Regions from separate parts of the Homo sapiens genome. Here region 1 is linked to region 2. A link is a loop called in an ENCODE intact Hi-C map of the cell type or tissue named here. Cell type or tissue: breast epithelium. All regions are shown on one strand.

Region 1 (8,000 bases), 180 kb after region 2:
CTTAGGTAAGAAGATGCTGAGAGTTGCTTCAGATGCTATTTGCAAAAAATTCTTCATTTGTTTCTCAAAAAATTCTATTTTAGACTTTTGATGTGACCATAAAAAACTTCTTGAAATTTATTTCATAAGCAATTTGGGAATTTTTGATAACTTTAAATTTCCATATACTACTCATCCACTTTAACCCAATAGTTTTTTTCATGTATTACATTTCCATTTTTTCTGAGAATATAAAAATAACACACCTTCGTGTCTCACCTGTGCATCTCTCCTTGCCTACCAAAAGTATCTTAAGAAATTTTTCATGTAGGCCTAATATATATATATGTATATGTATATGTGTATATATATATTTCTGATATCTTTTATAGGTATATATCTGATATTTAATATATATGTTTCTTATCTCTTTCCAGAGATACCAAGATATAATGTAAGAATATATATACATATATATGTGCTATATAGATGTATATGTATATATATATTTAAAGCACAAATGGTAGAATTCTATTTTTACTGTTCTGTTTGCTTGTAGGGCATATCATTATCTTAGAAAACATTTCATGTTAGTTCATGTAGAAAGTTACCTCATTCTTTTTGAGATCTGCATAGTTCACTATATAGTAATAACTTGATTCATTTTTCTTGTTCTCTATTAATGGACATTTAGATTGTTTTCATTATTTTGCTATTACAAACAATGTGACAGAGAATATCTTTGTCTCTACATTATTTCATGTATGTTGGATAAATACCTCATTATGGAATTTCTGGATCCAAATGTATCTGCTTTGGTTAGGTTGAAATATATTGTGCGTAGAGTGTATGAAAATAATAAAGTGAAAATCCACGTACCTACCATCCAGATTAAGAACTAGAACACTAGTAGAAGCTAGTATTGTGTCCTACCCAATAACATCATTTCCACTTCTCCTTAACACTGTCTTGATTTTTGAATTTGTTTTTTTAGTGTTCTTTATAGTCTTACCTCCATGTATGTTTTTATTTAGTTTTGTGAAACAGTTTGGCAACCACAAACCTAGTGGATAAAGAAAAAGGGACATGTAGCTACTATTAGATAAAGGATTGCAGAAGATGACAAGTTATAAACCTTCCCTACAGATGTATACAGCCTAATTTGGGGATATCAGTGGGAAGGTTCTCAAGTGTATGTATCAGCGCAGTTAAGACACATCCTATTGCTAAAATGTTGATAAAAATACTGGAATATCCAACAGTAGTATCTTCATAGAATTTGTATTTTCTTTTTCTAAGCTCTTCATGATCTACCATAACTCTCAGGAGTAGATCAAAGCAGAATTTCTTCTTTAGGATGAAATGGATGTCCTCTACTGATTCAAGCAGTAGGACATGGAGGTGAGAGCAGGAATCTCACTAGCACTTGGTAAAGACAATCCAAGTACAAATAAGAATCTGGGCCAGATTCGTCGTCCATTCTTTTGTAACATAGAGAAGATAGTACAGTGGCAGCAGGGGTCTTGGTCATGATAACCCTCAATGCATTTTTCCAAAGTCACACTGATCTTACTAATTGTCCTCAAATTTGGTGCACAGCAGTGATTGTGTGATATCTTTTATCATCCTTCTGGTAATTCTCTTCTCTCCTGTGTTGGATATTCTGTTTCCATGATCCATACCTTTCTCGTTATTGGTTGTCTTTGTGTGTGTGTTTCTGGAGTACAGGGAGTGTTCTATTCAGTGGTTTCTTGTGAGAAAACTGACAGAGGAATGTTTTTTATTCCTTGCATCATTAAACATGTATCTCATGTTTTCATACCCAAATGATAAATTAGCTGGGTAAAGAATTCTAAGTTGGAAATAATTTTGTTGCACAATTTTAGAGGTACTTCTCCATTGTTTCTTGCTTTCATCATTGCTGTTGAATTCTGAATTCCGATACTTTTTACATGCAGTGTATCTTTTGTTGTTGTTGTTGTTGTTGTTGTTGTTTTTGAGATAGTCTCCCTCTGTCACCCAGGCTGGAGTGCAGTGGCAGGATCTTGGCTTACTGCAACGTCCATGTTCAAGTGATTCTCCCACCTCAGCCTCCTGAGTAGCTGGGGCTACAGGTGGGTGCCACCATCCCTGGGTAATTTTTTGTATTTTTAGTAGAGACAGGGTTTCACCATGTTGCCTAGGCTCATCTCAAACTCTTGAGCTCAAGCTTTCTGCCCACTTAGGCCTCCCAAAGTGCTGGTATTACAGACATGAGCCACCATGCCCAGCCAACATGTAGTATTTTTTCTTACAGACATTAATCAGTCTTCACTTTTTTCTTAGTGTTCTGGGCCTGAGTATAGGTCTTTTATCAATGATTGTGATGGGTGCTTCAGTATTTACATGTTTAGGTATTTAGCACTGGACCCTTTCAGTTTGGCACATTATATTTTTCAGTCTGGAGAAATTTTCTTGAAATGGTTCATAGATTTCTTGTATTGTATTTTATCATTTTCTCTCCTTATGGAACATATCCATTATCTAGATGTTTTGCCTGTAAGACTCTTCCTAATTTATCTTTTCTATGTTTCTTTTTTCTTTTTAAGTTTTAACTCAAGTTCCTGAGAGATGTTCTCAACATTATTTTGCAGTCTTTCTACTGAGTTTTTCATTTCTACTGTCATGCTTTTAATATCTAAGAGCTCTTTTTTCTCTGAAAAAATATGCCTATTTTTAAAGTTGAAATCTTTTTGAGATTAACATTTTTCTTAATTGTTGAATTTTGCTTTTTTTGTTCATTCTGTTGGTGTCTACATTTTAGTGTTTAGATTATTTGCATTCAATGTAAATATTTTCTGTTTGTCCCATCTCTTCATTTTCTCTTTTAGCACATATTTAGCACTTCTGACACTTTTCATTCCTGTGCACAGATCTGAGTTTCTATTTTGTTTCTTTTCCCCCTTTCTTTCTGTTACTTTGTTTTTATTTATTTATTTTTTTGAGACAGGGTCTCACTCTGTCACCCAGGCTAGAGTGAAGTGGCATAATCACAGTTCACCACAGCCTTAACCTCCCGTTCTCAGGTGATCCTGCCACCTGAGTCTCCGGAGTAGCTGGGACTACAGGTGCCGGCCATCATGCCCAGCTGATTTTTGTATTTTTTGTAGAGACAGGGTTTTGCCATGTTGCCCAGGCTGGTTATTTAACTCCTGGTCTCAAGCTATCCTCCCCCCTTGGCCGTCCAAAGTCCTTGGATTACAGGGGTGACCCACTGCGCCCGGCCTTTTCAGACCCTTCTTTCTAATAAACTTCCTTTAAAGCTTTGTACTCTCGGTCTTCTGGTGACAAATTTTCTCAAGCTTTTTTTGTCTAGAAAAAAGTTTCTCTAAAAATGTTTATTTTGCCTTCATTGTTGATGGATATTTTCACTGGACATCAAATTCTAGGTCATGAGGTTTTTTATCCTCTTTCAGAACTTTATTTTTTTTTTTAATTAACATCCAAGTCTTATAAACTCTTATTTATTAAAAAGGAAATCATGAGATTGAGTCCTTATTAACATCCAAGTCTCATAAACTCTTTTTTTTTAAATTAAAGTTCTAGGGTACATGTGCACAACGCGCAGGTTTGTTACAAATGTATACACGTACCACGTTGGTGTCCTGCACCCATTAACTTGTCATTTACATTAGGTATATCTCCTAATGCTATCCCTCCCCCCTCCCCCCACCCCATGACAGGCCCCGGTGTGTGATGTTCCCCTTCTTGTGTCCAAGTGTTCTCATTGTTCAATTCCCACCTATGAGTGAGAACATGCGGTGTTTGGATTTTTGTCCTTGTGATAGTTTGCTGAGAATGATGGTTTCCAGCTTCATCCATGTCCCTACAAAGGACATGGACTCATCCTTTTTTATGGCTGCATAGTATTCCATGGTGTATATGTGCCACATTTTCTTAATCCAGTCTATCATTGATGGACATTTGGGTTGGTTCCAAGTCTTTGCTCTTGTGAATAGTGCCACAATAAACATATGTGTGCATGTGTCTTTATAGCAGCATGATTTATAATCCTTTGGGTATATACCTAGTAATGGGATGGCTGGGTCAAATGGTATTTCTAGTTCTAGATCCCTGAGGAATCGCCACACTGTCTTCCACAATGGTTGAACTAGTTTACAGTCCCACCAACTGGGTAATAGTGTTCCTATTTCTCCACATCCTCTCCAGCAGCTGTTGTTTCCTGACTTTTTAATGATCGCCATTCTAACTGGTGTGAGATGGTATCTCATTGTGGTTTTGATTTGCATTTCTCTGATGGCCAGTGATGATGAGCATTTTTTCATGTGTCTTTTGGCTGCATAAATGTCTTCTTTTGAGAAGTGTCTGGCCATACTGACCAAGGTAATTTATAGATGCAGTGCCATCCCCTCAAGCTACCAATGACTTTCTTCACAGAATTGGACTACTTTAAAGTTCATATGAAACCAAAAAAGGGCCCGCATTGCCAAGACAATCCTAAGCCAAAAGAACAAAGCTGGAGGCATCATGCTACCTGACTTCAAACTATACTACAAGGCTATAGTAACCAAAACAGCATGGTACTGGTACCAAAACAGAGATATAGACCAGTGGAACAGAACAGAACCCTCAGAAATAATACCACACATCTACAACCATCTGTTCTTTGACAAACCTGACAAAAATAAGCAATGGGGAAAGGATTCCCTATTTAATAAATGATGCTGGGAAAACTGGCTAGCCATATGTAGGAAGCTGAAACTGGATCCCTTCCTTACACCTTATACAAAAAATAATTCAAGATGGATTAAAGACTTAAGACCTAAAACCATAAAAACCCTAGAAGAAAACCTAGGCAATACCATTCAGGACATAGGCATGGGCAAGGACTTCATGTCCAAAACACCAAAAGCAATGGCAACAAAGCCAAAATAGACAAATGGGATCTATTTAAAGAGCTTCTGCACAGCAAAAGAAACTACCATCAGAGTGAACAGGCAACCTACAGAATGGGAGGAAATTTTTGCAATCTGCTCATCTGACAAAGGGCTAATATCCAGAATCTACAAAGAACTCAAATTTACAAGAAAAAAACAACCCCATCAAAAAGTGGGCAAAGGATATGAACAGACACTTCTGTTTTAGAACTTTAAAATTGTTGTTCTGTTATTATTTGGCTTGCAAAGTTTGTGACCTGAATTGGTGGTTTTCCTTATCTTTTGTCCTTTACAGCCAACGACGGGGAAAAAAAAAAGGATATAAAGATTTTTCTTTAACAGTGATTTTCAGCATTTTGATTATGAGTCTGCCTTTCTTTCTGTTTGAGATCTGGGTTTAGTTTACCTTCTTAGATCTGTGAGATTATAACTTTTATCAAACTTAGAAAAGGTTAGCAATTATATAGTGCTTCATTTTTTTCTCTTTTTCTTCTCTCCTTAACCTTTTAATTTCTGAGCCTATAATGTTTCTATGCTATTGGTTAAGGTGTTGCTGATTTCTAAGGCACTGTTCCTTTTCTTTCTTCCTTTTGTTTTTTTGTGTGTGAGTGTTAGATGTTGATCTTACTCTTATGCTAAATCATTTTGGGATTTATCTTTTTTCGGGGCTTGCTGTTCATCACAAGTTTATTTTGTGGTCATCTTGCATACTTTGTTGGTATGATCTCTTCTTTTTTTCTCCTTGTCAGTTTATGTCTGTAAATTTTTTTTTTTCTTGAGTCTCGCACTGTTGCCCAGGCTGGAGTGCAGTGGCGTAATCTCGGCTCAGTGCAACCTCCGCCTTTGGGGTCAAGCAATTTTTCTGCCTCAGCCTCCCAAGTAGCTGCGACTACAGGCGCACTCCACCACGCCTGGCTAATTGTTGTATTTTTAGTAGAAACAGGGTTTCATCATATTGGCCAGGCTGGTCTCGAGCTCCTGACCTCATGATCGGCCCACCTCGGCCTCCCAAAGTGCTGGGATTACAGGCGTGAGCCACCACACCCGTCCTACGTCTGTAAAATTTTTAAAATTTATTTTATTGGAGTTGTAAAGGGGAAAAATGACGTGTGTTTTCAGTATTCAATTATAAATCAAGAGTTTTTTGAGATTTCATTTTGTCTTGAAATGCTATTTTTTTTAAAAGGTAGAAATTCTATTTAGAACTGATAAAGAATAAGCAGTTATTATGTTAAAAAGATCTTCTCAAAAGTAGTAAAAGATAGAAAGCAGCTCAATGTATTATAAAATCCAGTTCAGCCATAATAGTCAACATTAATGTGTTGTCATTGTCCATCCAGCGTGCTATATAAAACTACCATAAATGGGGTAGCTTATAAACAAAAGAAATTTATTTCTCATGGTCTGGAACCTGGGAATTCCAAGATCAAGGTGCCAGCAGATTCAGTGTCAAGTGACAGCTTTCTCATAGATAGTGCTTTATTGCTGTGTCTTCATTTGGTAGAAGGCTCAAGCAAGCTCCTTTGAGCCTCTTTTGTAGAGACACCACTCCCATTGATGGAGGACTCTGCCTGATATCTAATAACCTCCAAAAGGTCCCACCTCCAAATATCATCACCTTGGTAATTAGGATTCGACATACAGATTTGGGGAACACTTATATTCAAACCATAACACTTGTCATTAACACATAGAATATTGGCCTATCTCATATCAAATACAGGCCAGTATGCTAAATAAATTGCTAGTCATTGCAGTTCTCTTTTGGAACAAAGTTATGCATGCTTTATTAGAGTAGCAATTAATCATGACTGAGAGTGTTTTAATATTGCAAATATCAATCATTACATTTAATTGTCTCATCAAGTTAGACATTTAATAAAAATCTACCAAAATATTGCCAGGCGTGGTAGCTCATGCCTGTAATCCCAAGGCTTTGAGGCCAAGGCAGGCGGATCATTTGCGGTCAGGAGGTCGAGACCAGCCTGGCCAACATGACGAAACCCTGTCTCTACTAAAAATACAAAAATTAGCTGGGCCTGGTGGTGTGCACCCGTAATCCCAGCTACTTGGAAGGCTGAGGCATGAGAATCGCTTAAGCCCAGGAGGTGGAGGTGTTAGTGAGCCGAGATCATGCCATTGCACTCCAGCCTGGGCGACAGAGCGAGACTCCTCAAAACAAAACAAAACAAAAAAACTACCAAAGTATTAATGGCTCACACTGTAATCCCAGCACTTTGGGAGGCCGAGGCGGGCAGATCACGAGGTCAGGAGATAACACCATCCTGGCTAACATGGTGAAACCCCATCTCTACTAAAAATACAAAAAATGAGCCAGGCGTGGTGGCAGGCGCCTGTAGTCCCAGCTACTTGGGAGGCTGAGGCAGGAGAATGGCGTGAACCCAGGAGGCGGAGCTTGCAGTGAGCTGAGATTGTGCCACTGCACTCCAGCGTGGGCGACAGAGCGAGACTCTGTCTCAAAAAAAAAAAAAGTTTAATACAGAATTTCTGTCCATCCAGTAGCCAAAGCTTTTCCTAATGAATACGCTGCTTCATAAGCATTTACTTTTCTTCTGGTTTTGTATAATACAAAATGATTTGAATAAAGTAAAATACACTATAAAATGGTATCGCTATTAGATTATTCAGTTATAATTTGTGAGCAACATGATGAATAGGACACTAAATCAAGTATATAATAGCAATTTTAAGATGTTACGATATTCTGGCTGGGCCGTGGTGGCTCATGGCTGTAATCCCAGCACTTTGGGGGGCCGAGGCAGGCGGATCACCGGAGGTCAAGAGTTCAAGACCAGCCTGGCCAACATGGAGAAACCCGTCTCTACTAAAAATACAAAAATTAGTTAAGTGTGATGGTGCACGCCTGTAGTCCCAGCTATTCAGGAGGCCGAGACTGGAGAATTGCTTGAACCCAGGAGGCGGAGGTTGCAGTGAGCTGAGATTGAGCCACTGCACTCCAGCCTGGGTGACAGAGTGACACTCCGTCTCAAAAAAAAAAACTTACAATAATATGAGGTCTTTGTAAAATGTGAGAATAAAACTTTTGGAGATAAGCGAACATCT
Region 2 (8,000 bases):
GGCTTGAGTGCAGTGGCACAATTACGGCTCACTGCAGCCTTGAACTCCCAGGCTCAGGTGATCCTCCCACCTTGGCCTCGTGGGTAGCTGGGACTACAGGCATGCACTGCCATCACACTCAGCTAACCTTTTTCCCCCCCTTGGTAGAGATGGGGTTTTGCCAAGTGGCCCAGGCTGGTCTTGAACTCCTAGCTTCAAGCGATACGCTTGCCTCAGCCTCCCAAAATGATTTTATATGTGTGAGCCACCACGCCCAGCCTGGTTAAATTTTCATAGTGAGACAGATTCTTGACCAGAAGATTGTTAGGCTGTTGTCCTATGTAAAATTATTCCGAACAAACAAAATCAGGTGTTTTTTGTTTTGTTTTGTTTTGGGGTGTGTGTGTGTGTGTGTGTGTGTGTGTGTGTGTGTGTTTGTTTTTTGAGATGGAGTTTCACTCTGTCGTCCATGCTGGAGTGCAGTGGCGCAATCTCGGCTCACTGCAGCCTTGCCTCCTGGGGTCAAACGATTCTCTTCCTCAGTGGCTATGATTAACAGGTGCTTGCCACCACGCCCAGCTAATTTTTTTATTTTTAGTAGAGACGGGGTTTCTCCATGTTGGTCAGGCTCATCTCCAACTCCTGACCTCATGATCCGCCCGCCTCGGCCTCCCAAAGTGCTGGGATTACAGGCGTGAGCCACCACCATGCCTGGCCAGTTTGGGTTGTTTGTTTGTTTGTTTTTTGAGGTGGAGTCTTCCTCTGTCACCCAGGCTCGAGTGCAGTATTGCAATCTCGGCTCACTGCAACCTCTGCCTCCCAGGTTCAAGCAATTCAAACCTCCCAAGTAACTGGAATTATAGGCACCTGCCACCACGCTTGGCTAATTTCTTTGTATTTGTAGAAGAGATGGGGTTTCACCACGTTGGTCAGGCTGGTCTGCAACTCCTGACCACAAGTGATTGGCCTGCCTTGGCTTCTCAAAGTATTGGGATTACAGGAGTGATCCACTGCACCTGGGCCAAAATCAGTTTCAAGACGTTTGTGAATTGCTTGTGTGTGGTTTTCCTTATTAGGGTGTATAACATAAACGTTAAAATGTCTGCTTTTTAAAATAGGTTCATACGTTTTATGAAGCTGTGGGGTACATGATTGGTGCACAAACAGATCAAACAGTACAAGAACACTTGATAGAAAAGTACATGTTACTCCCTAATCAAGTGTGGGATAGTATAATCCAGCAGGCAACCAAAGTAAGTATTTCTACCTTTTCTTAAAAGTTTTCATGGGATTTAACAAGACGTGTTCTTTACAAATGTATTGAATTCAAGCCTTTTAACATGTATGTGTGATCCATAAGTGCTTTTATGTGTGTCTTTCTATAATTTATTATCTGGGCGAGGTGTGGTGGCTCACGCCTGTAATCCTGGCACATTGGAAGGCCGAGGCGGGCGGATCACCTGAGGCCAGAAGTTCGAGATCAGCCTGGCCAACATGGCAAAACCCCGTCTCTACTAAAAATACAAAAATTAGCTGGGCGTGGTTGCACATGCCTGTAATCCCAGCTACTGAGGAGGCTTAGGCAGGAGAATCACTTGAACCCAAGAGGCAGAGGTTGCAGTGAGCCGAGATTGAGCTACTGTTCTCTAGCCGAGACGACAGAGCAAGACTCTGTCTCAAAAAAAAAAAAATAAATGAAAAATCTGGGCCGGGCTCGGTGGCTCACGCCTGTAATCCCAGCACTTTGGGAGACCGAGACGGGTGGATCACTAGGTCAGGAGATTGAGACCATCCTGGCCAACGTGGTGAAACCCCGTCTCTACTAAAAATACAAAAATTAGCCAGGCATGGTGGTGGGCGCCTGTAATCCCAGCTACTCGGGAGGCTGAGCCAGGAGAATGGCTTGAACCCAGGAGGCGGAGCTTGCAGTGAGTCAAGAGCATGCCACTGCACTCCAGCCTGGTGACAGAGGAAGACTCTGTCTCAAAAAAAAAAAAAAATACTGTAATTTCCATTCTCATTTGATATTAAAATAGGAATAGGCTGGGTGTGGTGGCTCATGCCTGTAATCCCAGCACTTTGGGAGGCCGAGGCAGGCGGATCACCAGGTCAGGGGATCGAGACCATCATGGCTAACGCAGTGAAACCCTGTCTCTACTAAAAATACAAAAATTAGCTGAGTGTGGCGGCGGGCGCCTGTAAGTCCCAGCTACTCAGGAGGCTGAGGCAGGAGAATGGCGTGAACCTGGGAGGCAGAGCTTGCAGTGAGCCGAGATCACGCCGCTGCACTCTAGCCTGGGCAACAGAACGAGACTCCGTCCCAAAAAAAAAAAAATAGAACTATATTACTTCATTCTTAAGTAGATGTAGACAAAAAGGCGTTTGTGTTCGTTTTTACCATTTGGGATTATAAATATGGTTTAGGGTAAGGGAAGCGTAATGGCTTTTGCTTTGGTAATTATGTGGATTTTTTTTTTTTTTGAGATGGAGTTTCACTCTTGGTGCCCGGGCTGGAGTGCAATGGCGTGATCTCGGCTCACTGCAACCTCTGCCTCCCGAGCTCAAGCAGTTCTCCTGCCTCAGCCTCCCAAGTGGCTGGGATTACAAGCAAGCACCATTGTGCCTGGCTAATTTTGTATTTTTAGTAGAGACAGGGTTTCTCCATGTTGGTCAGGCTGGTCTTGAACTCCCGACCTCAGGTGATGCACCCGACTCAGCCTCCCAAAGTGCTGGGATTATAGGTGTGAGCCACCTCGCCTGGCCATTATGATGGATAATTCTTTTTTTTTTTTTGAGACGGAGTCTTGCTCTTTCGCCCAGGCTGGAGTGCAGTGGTGCGATCTCGGCTCACTGCAAACTCCATCTCTAGCGTTCACGCCGTTCTCCTGCCTCAACCTCCCGAGTAGGTGGGACTACAGGCGGCTGCCACCACGCCTGGCTATTTTTTTTGTATTTTTAGTAGAGACGGGGTTTCACCGTGTTATCCAGGATGGTCCCGATCTCCTGAACTCATCATCCGCCCGCCTCGGCCTCTCAGAGTGCTGGGATTACAGGCGTGAGCCACTGTTCCCAGCCGTGGATAATTCTTATATGATAAATGGAATTTGCTTTTTTTCCTCCAAGAATGTGGATATACTGAAAGATCCTGAAACAGTCAAGCAGCTTGGTAGCATTTTGAAAACAAATGTGAGAGCCTGCAAAGCTGTTGGACACCCCTTTGTAATTCAGCTTGGAAGAATTTATTTAGATATGCTTAATGTATACAAGTGCCTCAGTGAAAATATTTCTGCAGCTATCCAAGCTAATGGTAGGTGATTCTGATTTCTTACACAATGCAGTATAAACAAACCACTTCTCTTCTACTGCCTTAAGTCAAACATTTGATGTTTTTTACAGATTTAAATCAGACCTCCCATTTCCCAAATGACCCTAGACATATTTAAAACAGTTAAGTGTACCTTTCCCTTTTAAAATTAGTCTTAAAGCTTATTTTCCCAATAAATTTTGTGAACTTTTGGCTTTAAACTTTTTAATGGTAAAATGGAATTGCATCTAATGTACACCTGAGTACCACTGTATAAGTTTAGTGGTAAAATTAGATTCCATTTGATTCTGTTTTGTAGGTGAAATGGTTACAAAGCAACCATTGATTAGAAGTATGCGAACTGTAAAAAGGGAAACTTTAAAGTTAATATCTGGTTGGGTGAGCCGATCCAATGATCCACAGATGGTAAGTGAGAGATGCTTTGCTTTTGATTTCTAGTGTTGATGCTGTGTTTTATGGAATATGCTATACTCTATTATGTGCATTTTGCTAATTTAAAGCATATCAACTTTGTGGTTATTTTATGGCATTTTATTTATTGTAGTCCTTACGTTAATATACTAATAGCTGTATTCCATCTTCAAAAGAAACTGCTGTTAATCAGTAGCGAAGGGTGGTGATATGTAACAAGATAGCTAAGAAAATTGGGTCATTTTATGTTTCCATAGATAGGTTAGGAGGATTTAATTAATGGAGTACCGGTGCAGTTTTTGCATTCCTCTTGATTTTTAGAACAATTGCTAGAGCTACAAAGTTGTCATTACTTTACCTCTTTAGCAAAGTGATTGCTTCCCAGATTAAAGGCCTGAAAGTCTTTTTTACACCCTTTTTCCTAAATGATTTGCAGAAAAGGAAATCATTTTCAGTAATAAAAACCAGCTGCGTATGCCTCAACTTGTAAAATTGTGAATTAGTTTTAGGTTTTAACTGTATCGTTTCATTCTTGTTATTCAATTGAGCCTTGGGAGAGTCCAAAAAATTCTAATACTACTATTACTTGGAATAGTGTTGGTTTTTTGTTTTTTGGTTTTTTTTTTTACAAGTGTGCTAGTTATTTTCATAGTTTTGAAATTTCAGTATTGTTTCTTGTTAAGGAAATACTTTTCAGTAAACTTGTTCTGAATATAATTCTTGTGGAATACTTAAGTTGGCTAACCTAAATATCGAAAGGTTCTGAACATGCGTATTATGTGAACAGAACTGTATTTAAAATTTGAAAGCAGAAAGTAAGATGTATTGAAGGAATTGTGATGTTTGTAATTTACAAGAAGCTTGAGCACGTGTCGGGAGCACAGTGGGAATAATACAAAGGGTATCATCTTTTGTAACATTAATGTTAAAGTTTGGGATATTTGTTCACATGAAACATTGTGTTTATTTTCCTTGTCTTGGCTTTTCACGGTGGCTCATGCCTGTAATCCCAGCACTTTGGGAGGCCGAGGCGGGTGGATCACTTGAAGTCAGGAGGCTGAGGCAGGAGAATCACTTGAACCCCAGAGGTGGAGGTGACAGTGAGCCAAGATTGCGCCATTGCACCCCAGTCTGGGCCACAAGTGGGAAACTTCGTCTCAAAAAAAAAAAAAGAACAAGAAGTTACTCTTTAAGTATAACTCAGTTTACTTAGAATCATGAAAATCTTACTGGGCATTGTAGCATGCACCTGTAATCCCAACCACCAGGGAGGGTAAGGCAGGCGAATCACCCCAGCTCAAGTCCAGTTTAGGCAACATGGCAAGATTCAGTTTCAAAAAAATAATAGAAATCCATAGTCTTTCTTATTTTCTGAGAGTAATTGATTGATGTTATTTCTGCTTGTGAAAATACTCACCAGTTAGCATTCATTAGATTAAAACATTAGTCTGAGTTGGGTGGATCACGAGGTCAGGAAATCAAGACCATCCTGGCTAACACGGTGAAACACCCCGTCTCTACTAAAAATATAAAAAATTAGCTGGGCGTGGTGGCAGGTGCCTGTACTCCCAGCTACTCGATAGGCTGAGGCAGGAGAATGGCGTGAACCTGGAGGCGGAGCTTGCAGTGAGCCAAGATGGCACCACTGCACTCCAGCCTGGGCGACAGAGCAAGACTCCGTCTCAAAAATAAAAAGACAGTATTGAGGGCTCGCTTGCTGCCATCTTACATATACAGTATACGTAGAATCCTGATTCTGCCACCTAAGTTGGAGACACCCACTGAATTTTGAGCCTCACTTTTCTTATTGTGAGAGTTTTGTAGCTGGGCATGGTGCTATACCTATAGTCCCAGCTACTCAGGAGACTGAGGCACAAGAATTGCTTGAACCTGGGAGGTGGAGGTTGCAGTGAGCAGAGATTTGCCACTGCACTCTGGTCTGAGTGACAGTGAGACTGTCTCAAAAAAAAAAAGTCTTGAATGACAGTGTGTCCATGAGACTTCCCAACCCATTGTGATTTCCTGCTTTCTTTTGCTAAAAACTGTTTTGACGTAGGAAACCCTAATACAAACACAAGATTTTCCTGTTTTCAGTAGATGATCATGCTACATCTCATAGACAGGAATAACCTTGTTGTTTAAAATAGTCACCATGTACCTAAATTAAAACATAACTTTTTTTTCCCTCCCCAACAGGTCGCTGAAAATTTTGTTCCCCCTCTGTTGGATGCAGTTCTCATTGATTATCAGAGAAATGTCCCAGCTGCTAGAGAACCAGAAGTGCTTAGTACTATGGCCATAATTGTCAACAAGTTAGGGGGACATATAACAGCTGAAATACCTCAAATATTTGATGCTGTTTTTGAATGCACATTGAATATGATAAATAAGGTGTGTAATATTTCAGTTATGTAAGGGGGAAATTCTGCAGGATAGCCTTAATTCTTGAAAGCTAAAGTATGTCTGTGGATATAACATAATTTTAATGCCATGGAGTTTAAATATTTAAACTTGTATATTAGGGAAATACTTTCTTGGTTTTCAAGAACTTACTTCCCAGGAGTTTGAAACCAACCTGGGCAATATAGTGAGACTTCATCTCTACAAAAAGTTCAAAAAGTAACCAGTCATGGTGGCATGTGCCGGTAGTCCCAACTACTCGAAAGGCTGAAGTGGGGGGGGGGGTCACTTGAGCCTGGGAGTTCAAGATGGCAGTGAGCTGAGATTGCGCCACTGCACTCCAAGAAGAAGAATTTACTACACAGAATCTTGATTGGTAAAAAGTAAATATGGAAAACAGATTTTAGCATTCACATGGTATGTAGCATTTATTGAAACCTCATAGGTCGGGGCATCCTTTTATGAACGTAGTTGTATTAATTGGTTTGAATAAATGAGAAAGTAAGTCTGCATGTTTCAATTATAAAAGTGTAGTATATGCTTATAAGAAACTGAAAAATGTGTTAACAAGAGAAAATAGGCTGGCCATGGTGGCTTACACCTGTAATCCCAGCACTTCAGAAGGCCAAGGCGGGCGGATGACCTGAGGTCGGGAGTTCAAGACCAGCCTGCCTAACGTGGCAAAACCCCATCTCTATTAAAAATACAAAAATGGCCAGGCGTGGTGGCTCAACACCTGTAATCCCAACACTTTGAGAGGCCGAGGCCGGTGGATCACCTGAGGTCAGGATTTCAAGACCAGCCTGACCAACATGGTGAAACCCCATCTCTACTCAAAGATTAGGCTGGGTGCCGTGGCTCACGCTTGTAATCCCAGCACTTTGGGAGGCCGAGGTGGGCAGATCACGAGGTCAGGAGATGGAGACCATGGTGAAACCCTGTCTCTACTAAAAATACAAAAAATTATCCGGGTGTGGTGGTGGGCGCCTGTAGTCCCAGCTACTCGGAGAGGCTGAGGCAGGAGAATGGCATGAACCCGGGAGGCGGAGCTTGCAGTGAGCCAAGATCGCGCCACGCACTCCAGCCTGGGTGACAGAGCAAGACTCTGTCTAAAGAAAAAAAATTAGCTGGGCATGGTGCCGCATGCCTGTAGTCCCAGCTACTCGGGAGGCTGAGGCAGGAGAATCTCTTGAACCCAGGAGGCGGAGGTTGCAGTCAGCTGAGATTGCGCCACTGCACTACAGCCTGGGTGACAGAGTGAGACTGTTTAAAAAGAAAAAAGAGATAAAAGATACGTTAAGTGGACACATTTACACGGTAACTTAAATTTTTTTGTAATCTGTAGTGGTGATTTCAAATTAAAAACAAAAGTGATAGTAGTAGTCTTATGGTAATAATGGTTTAGATGAGTTCTCTATTAAAAAGGTTGTCTTTCTCCTTCAATTTGATAACTCATGTGCGTAACGGGACAGTTTCATTTTCCGTGAGAGGTGGATTGTATTTTACTTGGGTTTACCTTTCAGGAGGCATTCTATCTTCTGTGGTTTATTGAAAACTCCAAATATTTATACTGGATTAAGCCTTGCTTTTCCCCTCCTGTCTAGCACAACAAAGACACTGAAACATTATTTTGTTTCCACCACTTATTTTTAGGACTTTGAAGAATATCCTGAACATAGAACGAACTTTTTCTTACTACTTCAGGCTGTCAATTCTCATTGTTTCCCAGCATTCCTTGCTATTCCACCTACACAGTTTAAACTTGTTTTGGATTCCATCATTTGGGCTTTCAAACATACTATGAGGAATGTCGCAGATACGGGTAAATAAAAGATGTTCTTTTATTCATTTGCCTGCCAATCCAAAAATACAAATATAGTTAATT

What was found. Peaks named below come from ENCODE experiments on the same cell type or tissue, not always from the same donor. Only the 100,000 strongest peaks of a DNase experiment are listed, where the experiment ranks them.
Region 1: a loop joins it to region 2, with 10 times the contacts of the local background. A loop is called at or near these places in 2 of 110 quality-filtered maps.

Annotation. Positions count from the first base shown.
Region 1 is chr2:61,303,010-61,311,009 of GRCh38, reverse strand. All of the region lies in intron 27 of USP34 (ubiquitin specific peptidase 34), which reads left to right. Among named protein-coding and RNA genes, the nearest start is that of SNORA70B, 110 kb to the left of the region's middle. In breast epithelium, no CTCF peak of the experiment used is centred here; no DNase peak of the experiment used is centred here.
Region 2 is chr2:61,483,874-61,491,873 of GRCh38, reverse strand. It overlaps XPO1 (exportin 1), which reads left to right. Exons shown (of 25, transcript NM_003400.4): 17 at 1,098-1,232; 18 at 3,103-3,286; 19 at 3,603-3,709; 20 at 5,912-6,106; 21 at 7,769-7,937. USP34-DT (USP34 divergent transcript) reads right to left here. Exons shown (of 3, transcript NR_185882.1): 3 at 7,933-8,000. Among named protein-coding and RNA genes, the nearest start is that of USP34-DT, 17 kb to the right of the region's middle. In breast epithelium, no CTCF peak of the experiment used is centred here; no DNase peak of the experiment used is centred here.